Regions from separate parts of the Homo sapiens genome. Here region 2 is linked to region 1. Evidence: read pairs that join two places in POLR2A ChIA-PET (ENCODE). Cell type or tissue: HepG2. All regions are shown on one strand. Each heading gives the region's core, and the rest is flanking DNA. Links, peaks and the distances in the headings are about the cores only.

Region 1 (10,556 bases), core at 3,136-7,135:
GAGACAGAGGTTGCAGGGAGCCAAGATCATACCACTACACTCCAGCCTGGGTGACAGAACAAGATGCTGTCTTAAAAAAAAAAAAAAATTCATTCTCCATGGGAGGAGGTCAAAATATCAACATTAACAGAAGCTGGGAAGAAGTTGATCCCAACCCTCAAGGATGACTTTGAGGGATTCAAGAGTTCAGTGAAGGAAGTTACTGCAGATGTGAGGAAATAGAAACAGAACTAGAATTAGAAGTGGAGTGATTCAGATGTGACTGAATTGCTGTAATCTCATAATAAAACTTGAATAGATGAGGAGTTGCTTCATATGGACAAGCAAAGAAAGTGATTACTTGAGATAGACTCTATTCCTGGTGAACATGCTGTGAACATTGTGGAAATGTTAACAAAGCATTTAGAATATTACATAAACTAGCCAAGGGGTGGTGGCTTACACCTGTAATCCCAGCACTTTGGGAGGCTGAGGCAGGCAAATTGCTTGAGCCCAGGAGTTCGAGACAAGCCTAGGCAACATGGCAAAACTCCATCTCTACAAAATATATCAAAATTAGCCAGGTGTGGTGGTGCATGCCTGTCGTCCAAGCTACTCAGGAGGCTGAAGTGGGAGGATCACTTGAGCCCAGAAGGCAGAAGTTTCAGTGAGCCGAGATGGCGCCACTGCACTCCAACCTAGGTGACGGAGTGGGACTTTGTCTCAAAAAAAAGAGAATATTACATTAAAAAGTTTATTATGCTGGGCACGGTGGCTTTGGCACATGCCTGTAATCCCAGCACTTTGGCGGGCCAAGGCAGGCAGATCACTTGAGGTCAGGAGTTTGAGACCAGCCTGGCCAACATGGTGAAACCCTGTCTCTACTAAAAATATAAAATTTAGCCGGTGTGGTGGCACATAGCTATAATCCCAGCTACTCGGGAGGCTGACGCAGGAAAATTGCTTGAACTCGGGATGCAGAGGTTACAGTGAGCCAAGATCGTGCCATGGCACTCCAGTCTGGGTGACAGAGTGAAACTCCATCTCAAAAAAAAAAAAAAGATTATTACATAAACTTAGTTGGTAAAGCAGTAGGGTTTGAGAGGATTGACTCCAATTTTGAAAGAAGCTTGGGCTGGGCGCGGTGACTCATGCCTGTAATCCAGCACTTTGGGAGGCCAAGGCAGGTAGATAACCTGAGGTCAGAAGTTCAAGAACAGACTGGTCAACATGGTGAAACCCTGTCTCTACTAAATATACAAAAATTAGCTGGATGTAGTGGTGGGTGCCTGTAATCCCAGCTACTCATGAGGCTGAGGCAGGAAAATTGCTTGAACCCGGGAGGCAGAGGTTGCAGTGAGCCGAGATCGAGCCATTGCACTCCAGCCTGGGCAACAAGAGCGAAACCACTGGTCTGATAAGTCAGCAGCCATCAACATCGAGCAAGACCCTCCACCAGCAAAAAGATTAAAGGCTCAGATGATTGTTAGCACTATTTAGCAACAAAGTATTTTTAAATTAAGGTATAGTTTTAAAAGACATAATGCTATTACACAATTAAACTATTGCACACTTAATAGACTACAATAACATAGCTTTTATATGGACTAAGAAACAAAAATCATGTGACTCACTTTATTGCTTTATTATGATTGTCTGGAATGGAATCCACGATATCTCTGAGGTATACCTATAGTTGCAAACCTCAAAACAAAGTTAGCACATCCAGGGTTTCCCAGATGCATTTGAACATGAAATTGTTTTTTTCCATAACACATTCTATGAGACTAATATCTTCCCTAGAAAAAGCTGGTCTGGAGCAATGGTCTTCAGACTGTTCCTCAAAGCTCTAGGGTCCCAGATAGTGGCTCAGTGTTACATGAGGGATGAGAATAAGGCCAACTGGATCCCTAGTTCTTCCACACAACACCTCCACTTTAATCTGTTTTATGAAGGGGTTCCACCTAAGGATATATGTGTATGTATATATGTACATATACATACATGTTACATATCTTACCTATTTTCTATGTATACTATTAGCTGAAAATAGGTCTATATTGGAAAAAAGGGTTTGGTTGCTTTTAAAACTGTTTTTGAAAGCTACCAGCCTAGGCTCTAAAGGACCTCTCAGGTTCCAAGCTACAAGGGCTTGCTAACCTTACCCAAAGTTCATTGCTTTTGCTGCTGATGTCTTTCCAGACTGTCAAAGGGCTGTCCACCTGTTCTGATTTTCCAAGTGGTGTTGTGGAGGGGGCTCAAAAAGGGATCACTGACAGTAGCTCAACACAGATCAGGCGGCTTAGTCCACAGGCACTTGCCATCTTTGGAATCACAGGCTGAAAATAGACCATTACATGCCACAAAGTCTTAAATTGCTTCCAACCAGGCAGTGTAGTGAAGGGATTAAGAGCATGGATTCCACAGCCAGACTCCCTGGCTTCAACTCTTGGCTCTGCTGCTAACTAGCTGTGGCCTTGGGCAAGTTTCTTAACACCCTCGTGTCTTAGTTTCCTCATCTTTAAAATGGAAGTGAAGATAATAATGTTTGTTAAATAAAACCAATGTGTCTGGGCGCGGTGGCTCACACATGTAATCCCAGCACTTTGGCAGGCCGAGGAGGGCGGATCACTTGAGGTCAGAGCTTCGAGACTAGCCTGGCCAACATGGTGAAACCTCGTCTCTACTAAAAATACAAAAATTAGCCAGGTGTGGTGGCAGATGCCTGTAATCCCAGCTATTTGGGGGGCTGAGGCAGGAGAATCGAACCCAAGAGACAAGAGGCTGCAGTGAGCTGAGATTGGGCCACTGCACTACAGCCTGGATGACAGAGTGGGACTCCATTTCAAAACAGCAACAAATACACAAAAAGGCCGGGCATGGTGGCTCGTGCCTGTAATCCCTGCACTTTGGGAGGCCGAGGCAGGTGGATCACCTGGGGTCAGGAGTTCACAACCAGCCTGACCAACATGATGAAACCCTGTCTCTACTCAAAATACAAAAAATTAGCTAGGCGTGGTGGCACGCACCTATAATCCCAGCCACTTAGGAGGCTGAGGCAGGAGAATCGCTTGAACCTAGGAAGCAGAGGTTGCAGTGAGCTGAGATCACACCACTGCACTCCAGCCTGGGCAACAAGAGCAAAACTCCGTCTCAAACACACACACACACACACACACACACACACACACACACAAACCATGTGACAATGGCTCTTTTCTTTCTACATGAACTTATGAGTGGCAAGGCCCAACTCTGGGCATTTTGATTCTTTTAGTGTTGAATATTCTATTGCTGCTCTCAAGGTGAGGCCTCCCACGACCCTGAAGATCCTGGAGTCATAGGGCCTTACTCCTGGTCCTCCAAAATGGGGAGTTGATTAGCAGAATTGGGATTCCTTGGATCAGTAACATTTCAAAAGCAATTTTGAGGATTTACATAGGATGGCCATCTGTTAACTCTGGCATTCAGCACATCAAAATAAACTGCCATCTACTGTCAGCACTAATTCATGAAAGGTAATTTTTTTGTTTGTTTGTTTTTTGAGATGCAGTCTAGCTCTGTTGCCCAGGCTGGAGTGCAGTGGCACCATCTCAGCTCACTGCCATCTCTGTCTCCCGGGTTCAAGCGATTCTCCTGTTTCAGCCTCCCAAGTAGCTGGGATTATAGGCGCCTGCCACCATGCCCAGGTAATTTTTGTATTTTTAGTAGAGACGGGGTTTCGCCATGTTGGCCAGGCTGGTCTTGAACTCCTGACCTCAGGTGATCCACCCGCCTCAGCCTCCCAAAGTGCTGGGATTACAGGAGTGAGCCACCGTGCCCATCCAAAAGGTAATTTTAATACCAAAAAAGTAGAAAGAACATAATCTCAGAATAAGACAGGAGTTTAATCACATTTAGCTTAGTAAAAGATAATTTCCTGATTTTTTTTTTTTTCTATTTCATCTTGAGCCAGTGGCCAAGGGCCAACCCCTATCTGTGACTCAGCATTTGGCCAACACTACTGGGCCCTTCTGAGTATTCCTGGACACACTGGGCATTATAACTAAATGCCTCCCTGAATGACCAAGCCTCAAAGCTGGTCTGAGCATCACACTTTGCAAAAGTGAGGGTTTTGCTCATGATCCCAGAGAGTGCAACTGTGCTCAGAGGTGGCTGACCACAGGGCATCAGGAAGAGGTATTTATTTATTTATTTATGACACGGAGTCTCGCTCTGTCACCCAGGCTGGAGTGCAGTGGCGCAATCTCGGCTCACTGCAAGCTCCGCCTCCCGGGTTCCCGCCATTCTCCTGCCTCAGCCTCCCGAGTAGCTGGGACTACAGGCGCCTGCCACCATGCCCGGCTAATTTTTTTTTTTTTTTTTTTTTTGTATTTTTAGTAGAGACAGGGCTTCACCATGTTAGCCAGGATGGTCTCTATCTCCTGACCTCGTGATCCGCCCGCCTCGGCCTCCCAAAGTGCTGGGATTACAGGCGTGAGCCACTGCGCCCGGCCAGGAAGAGGTATTTTAGTCATTCCCTGTAGCATTTAATGGGACCACTTAGAACCTTGACTCCAAGTCCAAGAAGCCAAGAAGGACTCTGAGCTACCTGGGTGTGAAGAGTTTTTCTGCCCCCAACAGAGAGTCAGGATATAGGGACTCTATGCTGACCCTTCGTGTTAATGCACTGTGACTTTTGGCAAGGCCCTTAACCATTCAGACTTGGTTTGCTTATCCACAAAGTAGAGGCAGTAATATCTGCTCTGCATTTCTCAAGATTATGCGGAGACTCAAGTAATGGCTGTGAATGTGGTTTTAAAGCACAGTACAGTGATAAGGGAATGAATATTTGTAAATCTCAGCCCCTACCCTGTTCTAGTCAGGGCCCCAGGTGCCCCCACTACGATTATAGCAAGGGGCCAGGCACAATGGCTCACGCCTGTAATCCCAGCACTTTGGGAGGCCAAGGTGGGAGGATCACTTGAGGCCAGGATTTCCAGCTAGCCTGGGCAACATAGTGAGACCCCCATTGGTACAAACATTAAAAAAAGAAAAAAGATTAGCCAGGCGTGGTAGCACGTATATGTAGGTCTAGCTGCTCAGGAGGCTGAAGGAGGAGTTCAAGGTTTCAGTGAGCTATGATTGCACCACTGTATTCCAGCCTGGGCGACAGAGCAGGACTCTGTCCCTTGGGGAAAAAAAAAAGGATTATACCGATTACCAAGGACTCTTTCCTCCTCCCTTTCCTTTAACCATAATACAGAACTCCAGGGTATCTAGACTCCCAGGCCTTGGGTTAGAGCTGTAGAGTAGGGAAGAACCATTGTTTTCTCTTTCTCAGAGCACTGGTCCCCAGGTTTCTCCTGGATGAAGTGAGCTGCTAAATTTAAACACTCAGGAATCCACAAATACTCTTGGAATTCCAGCTTAGTGAGCTTGTTCAATAATGCTTCCTGTTAAACTAACAAAGGGTGATAGCAGAAGAATGCCCAGAGACATTCCATTCCCCTGCGTCCACGGAATTCTGCAGCTCAACTTTCTAGTGTGTTACATTAGAAAGAAACTTTAGATTGGTGTTTCTCAATTCTGGCTGAACATTAGAATCACCAGGGGAGCCTCTGCAAAATGCCCATGCCCAAGTTGTACCTCACACCAATTAAGTCAGAATTTTTAGCAGAGGGACCCAGATATTAGCTTTTTTTTTTTTTTTTTTTTGAGACAGAGTCTTGCTCTGTCACCCAGGCTGGAGTACAGAGGCACGATTTCTGCTCACTGCAACCTCCACCTCTGGGTTCAACCAATTCCCCTGCCTCAGCCTCCCAAGTAGCTGGGACTACAGGCGCCCACCACCATACTCGGATAATTTTTTGTATTTTTCGTAGTTTTTGTATTTTTGTATTTTCGTTTCACTATATTGGTCAGGCTGGTCTCAAACTCCTGACTTTGTGATCCGCTTGCCTTGTCCTCCCAAAGTGCTGGGATTATAGTCATGAGCCACCACACCAAGCTAATTTTTGTATTTTTAGTAGAGACGGGGTTTCACCATTGTTGACCAGGATGGTCTCGATCTGTTGACCTCATAATCCACCTGCCTCAACCTCCCAAAGTGCTGGGATTACAGGTGAGAGCCACCGCGTCTGGCCAATATTAGCATTCTTAAAGCTCCCCAGGTGATTACAAAGTGTAGCCTACTTTGGGAATCACGACTCTAGGTGATCCAGGGAGAAGGAAAAACAGGCCTTAGGAACTTAAGATTTTTGTCTAAAGTCATACAGCTGATTAGAGTTTGAGATCTCAATTCAACAAGCTGATGGAAGCAATGGCTAATTTTTGTTGGGCATTTTACTCTGATCCAGAGTAAGCACTAAGCACTTTACAAACACAATCTTAATTAATTTTCACAATGATCCTATGAGAAAACTGAGGCCCAGAGAGTTTGACTAGTTTGCTGAATGTCAAAGCAACTAAATAGTGGCAGAGATCGAGTTCAATTGTTTGAGCAGCATGCAGATGACAAGATAGGAATAGTAACCCTGCCCTTAAGGAATGTAGAGTCTAGTGGGAGGGACAGGAAGCCGGTGAGCCAACAATTAAAACACAATCTGATAAGGGTTACCATAAAATTAAAGGTTGGCTGGGTGTAAACCCAACACTTTGGGAGGCCGAGGCAGGTGGATCACAAAGTCAGGAGTTCAAGACCAGCCTGGCCAAGATGGTGAAACCCCATCTCTACTAAAAATACAAAAATTAGCCAGGCATGGTGGCGGGTAGCTGTAATCCCAGCCACTCGGGAGGCTGAGGCAGAGAATTGTTTGAACCCGGGAGGCGGAGGTTGCAGTGAGCCAACATTGCACCACTGCACTCCAGCTTGGGCGACAGAGCAAGACTCTGTCTCAAAAATAAATAAATAAATTAAATTAAATTAAATTAAATTAAAGGTTACCAAGGAAGGCACTTAACTTGTGGAACAGCCAAAGAAGCCTCCCAGAGGAGGAAGTACTTGAAGGAAGCTTTAAAGGTTGAGTGGAACTTAGTTTAGTGAACAGCAAGGTAGGGAGGAAGTGGGCCTAGCAAGTGGAAAGGTGACTTCGGAGAGCAAGGTGAATGCTTGCAGCTGTGCAGGAAATTCAGAATGACAACGGATTACCTTGTTAGTGAGAGATGAGACTGAGGAAGTATGGAGACCAGGTCGTTCAGGTTAAGAAGTTTAAAAGAAAGAAGCATTCCAGGATTACAAAGAGGACAGTGAAAGGATCAACTATATACAAGTGTGTATTTAAAAGATTATTGGAGGTTGGGCATGGTGACTCATGCCTATTGCGGCCAGCACTTTGGGAGGTTGAGACAGGCAGATCGCTTGAGCTTGGGAGTTCAAAAAAAAGGGGCAACATGATGAAATCCCATCTCTACAAAAAGTACAAAAATTAGCTGGGTGTTGTGGCATGCCCCTGTAGTCCTAGCTACTAGGGAGGCTGAGGTGGGAGGATCACCTGAGCCTGGGGAGGTGGAGCTGCAGTGAGCCATGATCGTGCCACTGCACTCCAGCCTGGGCAACAGAGTGAGACCCTGTCTCAAAAAAATAAAATAAAATAAAAAGAAAGATTGATTACTGGAGGATATGACACCAAAAACATAGGTAACAACAGAAAAAAACAGGCAAAATAGGCTATATAAAAACTTAAGGACTTTTGGACATCAAAGTATACTATCAACAGAATAAAAGGGCAACTCACATAATGGGAGAAAATATTTGCAAATCATATATCTGATAAGGGCTAATATCCAGAATACATAGAGGACCCCTACAAAAATAAAAAAAAAACCGAACAGCCCAATTTAAAAATGGGCAATGTCGGCCAGGTGCGGTGCCTCACACCTATGATCCCAGCACTTTGGGAGGCTGGGGCAGGTGAATCACCTGAGCTCAGGAGTTCTAGACCAGCCTGGCCAACACGGCGAAAACCCATCTCTACTAAAAATACAAAAATTAGACAGGCGTGGTGGCGCATGCCTGTAGTCCCAGCTACTCAGGAAGCTGAGGCAGCAGAATAGCTTGAACATGGGAGGCAGAGGTTGCAGTGAGCTGAGATCGCACCAGTGCACTCCAGTCTGGGTGACAGAGCAAGACTCCATCTCAAAAAAAAAAAAAAATTGCCAAAGTCCTTAGTTTAGACATTTCTCCAAATAAGATATACAAATGGCCAATAAGCACATGAAAAGATGTTCAACATCAGTAATCATTAGGGAAATGCAAATGAAAACCACAAGATACAGTGTCGCCTCACATGCAGTATGATGGCTATTTTAAAGACAAACAACAACAAAAAAAAACAAAATAACAAGTGTTGATAAGGATGTAGAGGAACTGGATCCCTGCATAGTGCTGGTGGGAATGTAAAGCGGTACAAACCACTGTGTATGGTGGCTCCTCAAAAAATTAAAAATAAAATTGCCATATGATCCAGCAATTCCACTTCTGGACACATCCCAAAAAGAAAGCAGGGTCTTGGCCTGGCATGGTGGCTCACGCCTGTAATTCCAATACTTTGGGAGGCTGAGGCAGGTGGATCATCTGAGATCAGGAGTTCGAGACCAGCCTGACCAACATGGTGAAATCCTGTCTCTACTAAAAATACAAAAAAAAAAAAAAAATTAGCCAGCTGTGGTGGTGCATGCCTGTAGTCCCAGCTACTTGGGGGGCTGAGGCAGGAGAAACACTTGGATCCAGGAGGTGGAGGTTGCAGTGAGCCAAGATTGCACCACTGCACTCCAGCCTGGGCAACAGAGCAAGACTCTGTCTCAAAAACAAAAACAAAAACAAAAACAAAAAAAAACAAAGAAAGCAGGGTCTTGAAGAGACACTGTATACTTATGTTCCTAACAGCATTATTCATGATAGCCAAAAGGTAGAAGCAACTCAAGTGCCCATCAGCAGATGAATGGATAAACAAAATTTGACATATACATACACACCCAAACCGCTGGATTATTCAGCCTTAAAAAGGAAGGATATTCTAAACCTTGAAGACATTATGCTAAGTGAAATAACCCAGTAACAAAAGGATGCATCCTGTATAGCTCTGCTTACATGAGGTACCTAGAGCAGTCAAATGTATGGAGATAGAAAGCAGATGATGGAGCTGGGTGCAGTTGCTCACACCTGTAATCCCAGCACTTTGGGAGGCTGAGGCAGGCAGATCACCTAAGGTCAGGAATTCGAGAGTAGCCTGGCCAACATGGTGAAACCCCATCTCTACTAAAATACAAAAAAAACTAGCTGGGAGTGGTGGTGGGTGCCTGTAATGCCAGCTACTTGGGAAACTGAGGCAGGAGAATTGTTTGAACCCTGGAGGCGGAGGTTACAGTGAGCCAAGACTGCACCACTGCACTCCAGCCTGGGCAAGAAGAATGAAACTCCATCTCAAAAACAAACAACAACAAAAAGAAAGTAGATGACAGCAGTTGCCAGGGGCTGGGGGAGGAGGAATGGAGACTTTCTGAAGCTCTGATAGAGCTTCAGTTTGTGAAGATGAAAGGGATCTGTAGAGGCCGGGTGCAGTGGCTCACGCCTGTAATCCCAGCACTTTGGGAGGCCGAGGCGGGCAGATCATGAGGTCAGGAGATCAAGACCATCCTGGCTAACATGGTGAAACCCCATCTCTACTAAAAATTAACAAATTAGCCAGGCGTGGTGGCGGGCACCTGTTGTCCCAGCTACTTGAGAGGCGGAGGCAGGAGAATGGCGTGAACCTGGGAGGTGGAGCTTGCAGTGAGCCGAGATTGCGCTACGCACTCCAGCCTGGGTGACAGAGCAAGACTCCATCTCAAAAAAAAAAAAAAAAAGGATCTGTAGATAGATGGTGATAATGGTTGCACAACAATGTGAACTGAAGTGTACACTTTAAAATGATTAAATAATAAATTTTGTTATGTCTATTTTACCGCAATAAAAAAATGGTCAGCTGGGCATGGTGGCTCACACCTGTAATCCCAACACTTTGAGAGGCCAAGGTGGGAGGATCACTTGAGTCCAGGAATTAGAGACCAGCCTGGGCAACATAGCAAGACCCCATCTCTACAAAAAAGTGAAAAAACAAAACAAAACATAATCCTTGGAGAAAAATAATTGGCAAGAGTGTTAACAGATTTAGAGAAGTAAAAGACTCAATAGAGGCACATCAGTTAGAGAGCCAATGCCCAGAGGCAGAGACCTGACAAGGGCCTGTACTATTAGACACCGGCAGGAGAGCTGCAGGGAAGAGATACTAGAGTTTTTCAGGGACTGGCTGGATGCAGTGTGAGGAAGAACGAGGAGCCAAGGGCTACTCCCAGGGTTCTGACTTGAGGGACTGGGCAACAGGGGTGTCCATCACTAAGACAGGGACCACAAGGGAGCAGGGAAGAACAGAATTCTGAGAAGGTGATGAGTTCAGCTTTGGACACGTTGAGTTTGAAGTGCCTGGGAAACATCCAGGTGGCAATATCTCAAAGGAATCAGATATACCACCTGGATTGCAAATGATTGGATTTTTGTTTGTTTGTTTGAGATGGAGTCTCGCTCTGTTGCCCAGGCTGGAGTGCAGTGGCACCATCTC
Region 2 (7,277 bases), core at 3,278-7,277, 380 kb before region 1:
TAATTTTTGTATTTTTAGTAGAGACGGGGTTTCACCATGTTGGCCAGGCTGGTCTCAAGCTCCTGATCTCAGGCAATCCACCCACCTCTGCCTGGGATTGCAGGTGTGAGCCATTGCGCCCAGCCTCTTTTGACAATGTCTTTCTATGTTGCCCAGGCAGGACTCAAACTCCTGAATGATTGATATTCAGAAGTGAAGGGGCAGATCCTGATTGTTTGGTTTGCAAAAGGGGGTTCACTGAGGTGAGTTGTCATAAATTGATTGAACAGATTTCTTTTTCTGTTTCTTTTCTTTTTTTTTTTTTTGAGACAGGGTCTGGTTCTGTCACTTAGTCTGAGCGCAGTGGTGCAATCACGGCTCACTTCAGCCTCGACTTCCTGGGTTCAGGTGATCCTCCCACCTCAGCCTCCCAAGTAGCTGGGACTACAGGCGCACATCTTCACGCTCAGCTAATGTTTGAATTTTTCATAGGGATGGGGTTTCACCATGATCCCCAGGCTGGTCTTGAATTCCTGAGCTCAAGTGATCCTCCCTACTTGGCCTCCCAAAGTGCTGGGATTACCAGTGTGAGCCACTGCGCCCAGCTGAACAGATTTCAAATGAGTTCTGGTAATATATTAGTTTTCTACTACCACATTACCATGAATATTACCAGAAACTTTGTGGCTTAAAACAACACACATGTATTATCTTACAGTCTTGGTGGGTTAGGAACCTAAGTATAGCTTCTCTGGGCCATCTACTTAGTGTCTCACAGGCTGCAGTAAAGGTGTGGGCCAGGGTTGGGTTCCATCTGGAGGCTCTACTGGGGAAGAATCTGCTTCCTATGTGCCTGGTTGTTAGCAGGATTGAGTTCCTTTTGATTGTTGGACTGAGAGCTTTTTTTTTTTTTTTCCGCTGGCTGTCAGCTGGAGGCCCAGAGGTAGGTGACTAGATGGTACTTGCAGTTCCTTGTCACGTGGAGTTCTCCAACGTGGCCACTCGCTTACTCACAGCCGGCAAGAGAGAGAGGCTCTGGCAAGAGAGAGGCTCCAGCAAGATGAGGGGAATGGTGATGTAACATGTAATCTTATGTAACATCATCATGTGTTTCCTATCACCTGTGCATACACTATCGATTAGAAGCAAATCAAAGATCATGTCCACAAGGAAGAGAAGAGGATCACACAAGAGCAAGAACACCAGGAGGTGGGGTCAAAGGCTACCCTGAGCGGCCAGTCTGTCCACCACAGGTAGCTACGTGTTACCATGGCTATAGAACATTCCATCTTTTCCTAAGTTTGTGGATGTGGAGCAACTGGAGTGGCATACACTGCTATCGGAAATGTAAAGTGTTAAACCACTTTGGAAAATGGTTTGGCAGTTTCTTGAAAACTGAAACACTTACCATATGATCCAGCCATTCCACTACTAGATAGTTACCCAAGAGAAATGAAAACAACCCACATAAAGACTTGTGTACAAATGTTCATAGCAGAATATTCATAATATTCCAAAAGTGGAGGCCAGGTGTGATGGGCTTATGCCTGTAATCCCAGAACTTTGGGAGGGCAAGGCAGGAAAATCACTTGAGCCCAGGCAACATAGGGAGACCCTGTCTTTACAGAAAAAATTGTAAAAATTAGCCAGGCATGGTGGCATGAACCTGTAGTTCCAGCTATTCCGGAGGTTGAGGTGGGAGGATTGCTTGAGCCTGGGAGCTTGAGCTGTGGTTATGCCATACACTCCAGCCTGGATGACAGAGGAGTGACTCTGTCTCAAAAACAACGACAAAAACCAAAACCAAAAAACAACAAAACAAAACAAAAACCCAAAAGTGGAAACAACCCAAGTGTCCATCAACAAGAGAGTGAATAAACACAGTGAGAACTATCCATGCAGTGGAATATTTCTCAGCAATAAAAATGAACAGGCTAGTTATATGCACAACAACATGTCAAATCATCATGCTGCAAGAATGAAGCCAGACAAAAAAAGACCCCCCTCCCCTCAAAAAAGCCTGTATGATGCTATTTATTTGCCATTCTAGAAATGCAAATTAATCTATAGTTCCCAAAAGCAGGGCAGTGGTTGCCCGGGTGAGACAGAGAAGGAGAGATGGACTTTAAAGGGCACTTGGAAACTTCTGAGGGTGATGAAATGTTTTGCATCTTTTTTTTTTTTTTTTTAATTGAGACAAGGGGCCGGGCGTGGTGGCTCATGTCTGTAATCCCAGCACTTTGGGAGGCCAAGGTGGGCCGATCATGAGGTCAGGAGTTCAAGACCAGCCTGGCCAACATGGTGAAACCCCACCTCTACTAAAAATACAAAAATTAGCCGGGCGCGATGGTGCGTACCTGTAGTCCCAGCTACTTGGGAGGCTGAGGCAGGAGAATCGCTTGAACCCGGGAGGCGGAGGTTGCAGTGAGCCAAGATCACACCCGTGTACTCCAGCCTGGGTGACAGGGCAAGACTCCGTCTCAAAATAAAGTAAATAAATAATAAAAATAAATAAATAAAATGAGACAAGTTATCGCTATGTTGCCCAGGCTGCTGATATTGAACTCCTGGCCTCAAGCAATCTTTCTGCCTCGGCCTCCCAAAGTGCTGGGAATACAGGCATGAGCTACTGCTCCCACCCTGTTCTGTATCTTAATAGTGGTGGTGGTTCACAGATGTATACGTCTGTCACACTCATCAAATCGTACACTTTAAAGAATGTGGTTATTGTGCAGGCCGGGCGTGGTGGCTCAACGCCTGTAATCCCAGCACTTTGGGAGGCCAAGGCAGGTGGATCACCTGAGGTCAGGAGTTCAAGACCAGCCTAGCCAACATGGTGAAACCCATCTCTACTAAAAATACAAAAATTAGCCAGGCGTGATAGTGGGCACCTGTAATCCCAGCTACTCGGGAGGCTGAGGCAGGAGAATCGCTTGAACCAGGGAGGCAAAGGTTGCAGTGAGCCAAGATCGTGCCACTGCACTCCAGCCTGGGTGACAAAGCAAGACTCCATCTCAAAAAATAATGTTGTTATTGTACATAAATTATAACATAAATTCATGCACATAAACTCAATAAAGTTTATTAAGGACAAAAAGTAAACAGTAAATGAGATTCAACGGAGACATATGAATCTAGACACTTGGAAGAGGAAGTAATGTTGATATTGAATACAGGTAATTTTGAACAAAATTTTCAATACAATAACATTCTCACATCTTTTATTAACTAAAAAAGAAATGGAGCTACTTGAAATATTTTATTTTTTTTTTGAGACAGAGTCTCACTCTGTCGCCTAGGCTGGAATACAGTGGCATGATCTCGGCTCACTGCAACCTCTGCCTCCCGGGTTCAAGAAATTCTCCTGCCTCAGCCTCCAGAGTAGCTGGGACTACAGGTGCCCACCACCACGCCCGGCTAATTTTTGTATTTTTAGTAGAGACGGGGTTCCACCATGTTGGGCAGGCTGGTCTCGAACTCCTGACCTCAGGTGATCCTCCCGCCTCAACTTCCCAAAGTGCTGGGATTACAGGCGTGAGCCACGGCACCTGGCCTACTTGAAATATTTTACATATTAATTCACTTACAAGGTGGTTACCATCAGTTTGGTATTAATACAATAAAGAGGTTATCAATAAAAATTACTAGTGATGTTGAGCATTTTTCACATTTATCAGCCAGTTGATTTTTTTTTTTGAATTGCCTACTTGTGCCTTTTGCCAATTTTTCTATTAGATTGTTTTTCCTTCTTCATTTGTTTACAGGCCTATCTGCCTCATCAGCCTGGGAGTTCCACAGAGACAAGAACTGTATTTCATTTCTTTCTCTATCCCCAGCCTAGTACAGTGTCTGGTATTTAGTTCATGAAATGTTTGTTAAAATTGAATGGAATGAGGCCAGGTGCAGTGGCTCACGCCTGTAATCCCACCATTTTGGAAGGCCAAGGCTGGTGGATCATTAGATGTCAGGAATTTGAGACCAGCCTGGCCAACATGGTGAAACCCTATCTCTACTAAAAATACAAAAATTAGCCGGGCCTGGTGGCAAGCACCTGTAATCCCAGCTACTTGGGAGGCTGAGGCAGGAGAATCACTTGAACTCAGGAGGCGGATGTTGCAGTGAGCTGAGATCGAGCCACTGCACTCCAGCCTGGGCAACAAAGCGAGACTCCATCTCAAAAAAAAAATAAAATAAAATAAAATTAAATAAAATGAGACAAGTTATCGCTATGTTGCCCAGGCTGCTGATACTGAACTCCTGGCCTTGAGTGACCCTTCTGCCTCGGCCTCCCAAAGTGCTGGGACTACAGGTGTGTCACCATATGGATAGGTTGGCCTTGAACTCCTGACCTCAAGTGATCCACCTTGGCCTTTCAAAGTGTTGGGATTACAGGCGTGAGCCACCACGCCTGGCCCCTTGTCTCAATTAATCAAAAAAAGGCCTAGGCAACAGAACAAGACTCTGGGGAAAAAAAAATATATATGTATATATATATGTGTATATATATGTATATATATGTATATATGTGTATATATGTGTATATATATGTGTATATATATATATGTGTATATATATATGAATGGAATGATATTCTCATAACCCCTTGGAAACATTATTACTTCTGTTTAACAGATGAGGAATATAAGACAGAAGCTGAGTAATTTGCAGCCACACACTGCTAAATGGTAGCATTGGGACTGTAATCCGGGCCTTCTGATTCTTTTTAATTATTTGTATTAATTTTAATTTTATTTTATTTTTAAAGAGATGGAGTTTCGCTATGTTGCCCAGGGTGGTCTGGAACTCTCAGGCTCAGGTGATCCTCCTGCCTGGGTCTCCCAAAGGGCTGGGATTTCAGGCGTGCGCCGCCATGCCCTGCCGCAGGCTTTCCGATTCTGAACCATAGAGTCAATGAAACTGTCCTCCATCCCCTCCAGAGATGTTTGCCTGGACCCTGTTTTCCTCAGGATATCAATGAATAGTTCATGAGTTTAGTGAGCAAAGGTCAACCTCCATCAGGCGCATGCGTCCCTTCCTTTTCCCATGGAGGAAGAGACGCCTCTTTTCCTTCCGCTTTGCTTGTCTTTTGGCCCCGGCGACTCACCATCGTCAGTGCGCAACCGTTCGCTAACTGAAATGATGGCGACTGGAACGCCAGAGTCTCAAGCGCGGTTCGGTCAGTCCGTGAAGGGGCTTCTCACGGAGAAGGTGACCACCTGTGGTACTGACGTAATCGCGCTCACCAAGCAGGTGCTGAAAGGCTCCCGGAGCTCCGAGGTGAGCTGGAAGTGGACTCTCCCGGCCTGATAGTCCGGGGAGTCGCAGTCTTTCGTTGCTGTGGGAAGGAGGTCGCGTTGCATCTTGGGAATTGTAGGCTGTGAAGTACTTGCTATGAGTAGGTCTTCTTCGCGGAGGCGCGTGTTGCATTCTGGGGTGTGCAGTCTCTTTGGTTAGGGACAGTGTGTGAGGGTTGGGGGAAGAAGCGATGCCATGGGAACCTGTGCTTTAAAACAGCTCTTTGGGAGGCCGAGGCGGGCGGATCACCTGAGGTCGGGAGTTCGAAACTAGCCTGACAATCATGGAGAAACCCCCGTCTCTACTAAAAAATAATAATTAAAAAAATATATAGCCGAGCGTGGTGGCACATGCCTGTAATCCCAGTTACTTGGGAGGCTGAGGCAGGAGAATTGCTTGAACCTGGGAGGCGAATTATATATATAAGTATTATATATTACGTATTATATAATATATATACGTATATATTATATATAATGTGTATGTATATATTACATATATAATATACATATATATTATATATAATATATGTAATATATATTATATATATTTTCAACTAGAGGTGTTTATAGTTAACCACCTGTAAATATTCAACATATTCATCATAATAAACGTACATTTATTTAGCATTTTATATATGCTAGACACTGTTGTCTTTTATGGAGTTTAATTCATGAAGTCTTTAGAATGACTAATTGAAGGAAGTACTTTTCCTTTTTTTTTTTTTTTTTTGAGACGGAGTCTAGCTCTGTCGCCAGGCTGGAGTGTAGTGGTGTGATCTTGGCTCACTGCAACTTCCGCCTCCTGGGTTCAAGTGATTCTCCCGCCTCAGCCTCCTGAGTAGCTGGGATTACAGGCACGCACCACCACACCTGGCTATTTTTGTATTCTTAGTAGAGATGAGGTTTCACCATGTTGGCCAGGCTGGTCTCGAACTCTTGACCTCATGATCTGCCTGCATCAGCCTTCCAAAGTGCTGGGATTACAGGCGTGAGCCACCGCTCCTGGCAGCATTGCTTCTTGAGCAGTCTCCACATAGCTATTTTGTTTGATTAGCTGAGAATTTCATGTGTAAAAAACTCATTCCACAGTATTCATTTAACAAATACTTATTGGGTGTCTGCTATGTGCCAGGAACTGCTCTAGGTACACGGAATAAACAAAACTAAATCCCTCTACTTGGGAAGTTTACATTTTAGTGAAGAGACAGACGATAAACAAGTGAAACAGAAAAAAATCAGGTGGTGGTAAATCCTGTGAAGCAAAATTAATCTGGGAATAGAGAGTGATGAAAGGGTTAATCTTTGTTTGTTTGTTTGTTTTGAGACAGAGGAGGAGTCCCACTAGCTCTGTCACCCAGGCTAAAGTGCAGTGGCCCGATCTCGGGCTCACTGCAACCTCTGCCTCCTGGGTTCAAGCGATTCTCCTGCCTCAGCCTCCTGAGTAGCTGGGATTATAGGCGCCTGCCACCACACCCAGCTAATTTTTGTGTTTTTAGTAGAGATGGGGTTTCACCATGTTGGCCAGGCTGGTCTCAAACTCCTGACCTCAAGTGATCCTTCCCGCTTTGGCCCCCTAAAGTGCTGGGATTACAGGCATGAGCCACCACACCCGGTCGAAAGGGTTAATCTTAAACAGATGATCAGGGAAGGGGTCTCTGGGGAGAGAGCCTGTGAGGAGAAACACACTGACATTTGCCCACAGCATAATGAGTGGTTATGACTCATAGGCTTGTCTCTTGCATGCCTGCGCTTCTCCTCCTCCATTTGAGTTGTGTGCTTAGTGAGGGTCCATTGTGTTTTTTTCTAAACATCATGTGTCTGTGGGCTGGGCGCAGTGGCTCATGCCTGTAATCCTAACACTTTGGGAGGCCGAGGCAGGATTGCTTAAGCCCAGGGGTTCGAGACCAGCCTGGGCCACATAGTGATATCTTGTCTCTGTAAAAAAAGGAAAAAAAAAAAGAATGAAAACAATTTTTTAAATGTGTGTATGGCACTTATGCT

What was found. ChIA-PET counts read pairs that join two places held together with the same protein. Peaks named below come from ENCODE experiments on the same cell type or tissue, not always from the same donor. Only the 100,000 strongest peaks of a DNase experiment are listed, where the experiment ranks them.
Region 2: POLR2A ChIA-PET joins it to region 1 with 5 read pairs; 2 of 35 experiments call an interaction of 5 or more read pairs at or near these places.

What each region holds. Positions count from the first base shown.
Region 1 is chr10:103,225,964-103,236,519 of GRCh38, forward strand. No RefSeq gene overlaps it. Among named protein-coding and RNA genes, the nearest start is that of RPEL1, 15 kb to the right of the region's middle. RefSeq lists enhancers at 4,875-5,872, 5,873-6,870. In HepG2, for the core only: no CTCF peak of the experiment used is centred there; DNase peaks (open chromatin) are centred at 5,428 and 6,498; H3K4me3 peaks cover 220 bases.
Region 2 is chr10:102,849,172-102,856,448 of GRCh38, forward strand. BORCS7 (BLOC-1 related complex subunit 7) reads left to right here and starts at 5,088. Exons shown (of 5, transcript NM_001136200.2): 1 at 5,088-5,256. The coding sequence starts at 5,116. It overlaps BORCS7-ASMT (BORCS7-ASMT readthrough (NMD candidate)), which reads left to right and starts at 5,039. Exons shown (of 15, transcript NR_037644.1): 1 at 5,039-5,256. RefSeq lists enhancers at 4,608-5,121, 5,104-5,163, 5,122-5,634, 5,234-5,423, 6,431-7,277. In HepG2, for the core only: no CTCF peak of the experiment used is centred there; DNase peaks (open chromatin) are centred at 5,000, 5,380 and 7,030; H3K4me3 peaks cover 1,797 bases.